2 separate regions of the Homo sapiens genome follow, and region 2 is linked to region 1. A link is an interaction called in ENCODE POLR2A ChIA-PET data of the cell type or tissue named here. Cell type or tissue: A673. All regions are shown on one strand.

Region 1 (2,500 bases):
TGGCAGAAAAATTCCACAAAATTATGGAACTCTCAGCTTCAAACAGATCAAAAAATAGTTAATCAAATTAATGATCTCCATCAGACTGTAATTTGGATGGGGGTTCGTATTATGAGTTTAGAAAATAGAATTCAAATACAATGTGACTGGATACATCTGATTTTTGTATCACTCTCCATAGTTATAATGAAACAGAACACCAATGGGAAAAAGTTAAACACCATTTGGAAAGAAAAGAGGAAAATCTCACCCTCAATATCGTAAAACTAAAAGAGCAGGTTTTTGAAACCTCTCAGGCTCACTTAACCCTGCTCCCTGGAACCGATATTTTGAGCAAGGCAGCTGATGGGTTGTCTGCAGTCAATCCTCTTAAATGGATTAAGGCCACTGGAAGTTCTACATTTGTAAACTTTATTCTAATAATTATGTGCTTGTGCTGTCTCATGTTAGTTGGCAAATGCAGAAGCCACCTCTGGAGAGAAAGCCGCCACCAAGAACAAGCAATGATAGCTGTGGCGGTTTTGCAAAAAAGAAAAGGGAGACATGTTGGTAGAAGGGCTGAGGCAAGACTTGCTTGTCTGACATAATGTAAAAGAGTCTTGGAACTGTCCTGAGTCCAGGGTCTAAAACCCCTCATGGCCTTTGGAACACCAAGCTCTGTGCCAAAGAGTGGAAGGCTGCCCTGCCGCACCACAATCTAAGCTCAGGGCATAAAACCCCTCGTGGCTTGGATGGAATCCAGGGCTGAGGGCATAAAACACCTCATGGCCTCTGGAATGTGTCTAGACTTGCTGGCTCCTTGCTTCTTGCTCTCCCAGGCTCATAAATTGATTGCATCTTGAGGTAGAAAAACATGTTCTCCATTATCTCGAGTAGCAGAGCATATTCCATATGCTTAAAAGAAAATGCTAAACCACCACAGCTATAGGTCAAACGCTTGATGCACTGCTTCCTTTCTACCCCCACATCCTCACGTCCTCACCACCTGCTTCTTTGATCACCAAAAAATAATGTGGGCTTCCAGAGCTCAGGGCCTTCACAGCTGCCATACTGGTGTTGGCCCCCTGGACCCACTTTATGCACTCTTGTCTTGTCTCATTCCTTTGACTCCACCGGACTTCATAACCCCCACGACCTGGTGTTGGGTCTGATCACCCCAGCACAATGCCACACAATATAACCTTCTTTTTCTCTCCCTCTCCCCATTCTTTTTCTTCAGCAGTATCTTCCCTAAGTACTACTCCTTCAGTCAGCCTCTTCTTTGTTGTTGTTTTGAGACAGGGTCTCACTCTGTCACCAAGGTTGGAGCGCAGTGGCATGATGCATGATCACAGCTCACTGCAACCTCCACCTCTTGGATTCAAGTGATCCTCCCACCTCAGCCTCCAGAGTAGCTGGGACCACGAGGGCATGCCACCATGCTCAGATAATTTTTTTTTTTTTTTGAGATAGAGTCTTGCTCTGTCGCCCAGGCTGGAGTGCAGTAGTGCTATCTCGGCTCACTGCAACCTCCGCCTCCTGGGTTCAAGTGATTCTCCTGCCTCAGCCTCCCGAGTAGCTGGGATTACAGGTGCGTGCCACGACACCCAGCTAATTTTTGTATTTTTAGTAGAGACAGGATTTCACCATCTTGACCAGGCAGGTCTTGAACTCCTGACCTCATGATCCACCAGCCTCGGCCTCCCAAAGTGCTGGGATTACAGGCATGAGCCACCACGCCCAGCCGATTTTTTTTTTTTAAATAATTTGTGGTAGAGACGAGGTTTCACCATGTTGCCCAGGCTGATCTTGAACTCCTGAGCTCAAGTGATCCACCCGCCACCACCTCCCAAAGTGCTGAGATTACAGACATGAGCCACCACACCCAACCAGTCAGCCTCTTACTCCCCTCAAATGGAAACATGTTAAGAAAGCATCTGGCCGGGTGCACTGGCTCAGGCCGGGCGCAGTGGCTCACTTGTAATCCCTGCACTTTGGGAGGCCAAGGCTGGTGGATCACCTGAGTTCAGGAGTTCGAGACCAGCCTGGCCAACATGGTGAAACCCCGTCTCTACAGAAAAAAATACAAAAATTAAACAGGTGTGGTGGCAGGGGCCTGTAATCTCAGCTACTCGAGAGGCTGAGGTAGGGAGAAATCACTTGAACCCAGGAGGCAGAGGCTGCCGTGAGCTGAGATCATGCCATTACACTCCAGCCTGGGCAACAGAGCGAGACTCCGTCTCAATTAAAAAAAAAAAAAAAAGAATCTCACATCACTCATATAGGGAAAAAGGAGTGCTGTGTTTAAAATCTCATCTCTCCTCGCTCTCCCTCTCCCGTCTCCCTCTCCCTCTCCCGTCTCCCTCTCCCTCTCCCTCTCCCTCTCCCGTCTCCCTCTCCCTCTCCTTTCCACGGTCTCCCTCTCATGCCGGGCCAAAGCTGGACTGTACTGCTGCCATCTCGGCTCGCTGCAGCCTCCCTGCCTGATTCTCCTGCCTCAGCCTGCCGAGTGCCTGCGATT
Region 2 (2,500 bases), 530 kb before region 1:
GGTCACTTGAGCCCAGGAGTTCGAGATCAGCCTGGGCAACATGGAGTAACCCAATTTCTATAAAATACAAAAATTAGCCAGACATAGTGGTGTGTCCCAGTTACTCAGGAGGTTAAGGGAGGAGGATCACCTGAGCCCAGGAGTTCAAGGCTGCTGTGAGCCATAATCACTCCACTGCACTCCAGCCTGGGTGACACAGTGAGATCCTGTCTAAAGGAAGGAAGGAAGGAAGGAAGGAAGGAAGGAAGGAAGAAAGAAAGGAAGGAAGGAAGGAAACTGAGATTGCATGCTTAGGTGATTAGGATGACTTTTCTGAGAGGTGATCTCCAGACTGAGAAAAAGGAATAGTAGGGTCAAAACAAGGTGGGTACAATATACCCACCTTGTATATTGTATACAATATACAATATACCCACCTTGTAGTAGGTCTTTTTAAAACGATAGCACTTCTTAGATATATTCTGGGATTCTGTAATTGAGAGTATGTGCTTCAGATATCCTGGAGCAGACCTTTGCAAGGGAGTGAAAGAGCTGGCCTGAGGCTGTTATTAATTATTCTGAGGCAGTGAGCTGGTAAAAGGGCACCCCACAGGGTCCCCCGGAGAAATTCTCTGCAACTGTCCCTTCCTCTGCCACTAGCCTCCTGGCTCTTATTCCTCAGCTGCCCCGGCTGCCCCAGTTCTCTGAAGCCTGCAATGTCACCAGCAAGGAAACAACAGTTTGAGTGAGGGCATGGTGGTGGGAAAATAAACTGTTCTGGGACAGAGATGAGTAAGGTGCGGCTGAACACAAGTTGGTCAGGCACTGTCACGAACTTTTGAGGCTTGGTGGAGGAAACATTTGCTGGTGCTACTCAGAGACAGAGGGGTGTGTAGTGGATTTTGGGTCTGGGCTCTGCTACCTGGGCAAATCCCTTCTCCAACTGGGCCTCTGCGTCCTGTGTGGAAAAGAGTTTGTGTAAGAATCATATTATTTTGCTGTTGACCCTTTGGTTTTAATACTTTGGACTCAAAGGTCTCATCTGACCTCAACCATAAGCCTGTGAAGAATGCATGGAGGAACTGTACCAACTTTACAGCCAGGCCAAGGCCCAGTGAGGGGCAGCGACTCGCCCACCACCACACAGCCACACTGGAGCAAAACCGACTCCTGGAGATCGGCCTCATGCTGGGCTTGCTGAGGCCCAGCGGAGCGAGAGGCTTTCGGTCTCTGGTCCAGGAAGCAGGCGCTGCAGGGGACGGAAGGGTCGGAGCCCACAGCCGGGGGAGGCCAAGGAGCTGGGCGGAGGCACTCCAGGCCAGCCCGGGGAGAAGTGGGTGTGCTGGGGCCCGGGCGGGGCAGGGGGAGGGGACGCCCGGGGGAGGGAAAAGGGAGCCGAGCGCGGGTGGGAGCCCAGAGCCAGAGAGCGCGCTGGGCGGTGCTGGGCACCCGCGGAGTGGAACGGGGCTGGTGGAATGCACAGGGTCGCAGCGCTTGGGCCACCCTCGGTCAGAGGGCGCCGTGTCCAGCGAGCAAACGGGCGCCCCGGAGCCTTGCTGAGAGGCAGGTAAGGCACCCACCCAGCTGGGAAGGCTGAGCTGCGGCCTGGGGTGGAAATGAGGGGTCTTCCCGCCTCCCTTCCAAGGGCCACGGCGCGCTCTCCGTGAGACTGTGGAACCGAGGGGGAGTGGGGGAGGGGTGGGCGCTGCAAATACCAAGCTAGTCCTCCCGGATCCTCCCCGATCCTCCCGAGCGCAGTGATCGTGGAGCAGCATGTGGGAGTAGGGAGCTGGGCTCTGCGCGCCCCGTCTGGAAACCGTGGGGACTTGCGCCGTTATTCCCAGCCCTCAAGACGGCCACAAGAAAAGTTCCTCCACACCCACAGACGTGCAAGCGAACACTTGCAGCTGGCAGCCAGTGCACACGCAGAAACGACATTTCAGGACCCAGCACAGTCTCATTTGGCTGGAGCCACCGGCTCTGCGGAGCTGACTTGCCCATTCCCTCTACACCTCACTGTGTCCTTCACCCTGTCTGACCTAGTCCCGGGAAACCTGGTGACTCCCAAAAGCATCTTCTGCTGCCAGTAACATAGGTCGAGGCTGGGAGTCGGGAGACTTGAGTTCTAGTTTACAGGCTGTGTAAACCCGGGCAGTCATCCCTCAGCTCTGCGCCTTGTGCTCGCTTTTCCTGGGCCACCATTTGTAAAACGGGCCTCCTGCTCCTGTTGCCTGCATACCCCATGGGACAGAAGGGGAAAGGGGGATTGGACCTCAGAGTCTCTTATCTCGAAAATAAATGAGTTTAGTTCTTGCGTGAAAGCCCACCAGAGTATCCCTCCTAAAATCCTCTCCACTAATTTGCATATAGGGAAACTGATGCCCCAGGGGAGATGATTTACCTAAGGTTACAACAGAGACCAAACAGAATTAGAACCCAAGTTTCCTCAGTCCTAGCCCAGGGCTCTCTCCACTTCACCTACAAAGGCATGTTGTAAACGTGTGAGCTCCTCCTTATTTCC

Evidence for each region. Peaks named below come from ENCODE experiments on the same cell type or tissue, not always from the same donor. Only the 100,000 strongest peaks of a DNase experiment are listed, where the experiment ranks them.
Region 2: POLR2A ChIA-PET joins it to region 1 with 6 read pairs; 2 of 35 experiments call an interaction of 5 or more read pairs at or near these places.

Annotation. Positions count from the first base shown.
Region 1 is chr11:73,937,552-73,940,051 of GRCh38, reverse strand. No RefSeq gene overlaps it. Among named protein-coding and RNA genes, the nearest start is that of DNAJB13, 12 kb to the left of the region's middle. In A673, no CTCF peak of the experiment used is centred here; no DNase peak of the experiment used is centred here.
Region 2 is chr11:74,466,444-74,468,943 of GRCh38, reverse strand. It overlaps KCNE3 (potassium voltage-gated channel subfamily E regulatory subunit 3), which reads left to right and starts at 1,395. Exons shown (of 3, transcript NM_005472.5): 1 at 1,395-1,546. In A673, no CTCF peak of the experiment used is centred here; DNase peaks (open chromatin) are centred at 203, 613, 1,263 and 1,713; H3K4me3 peaks cover 2,071 bases; H3K27ac peaks cover 2,500 bases.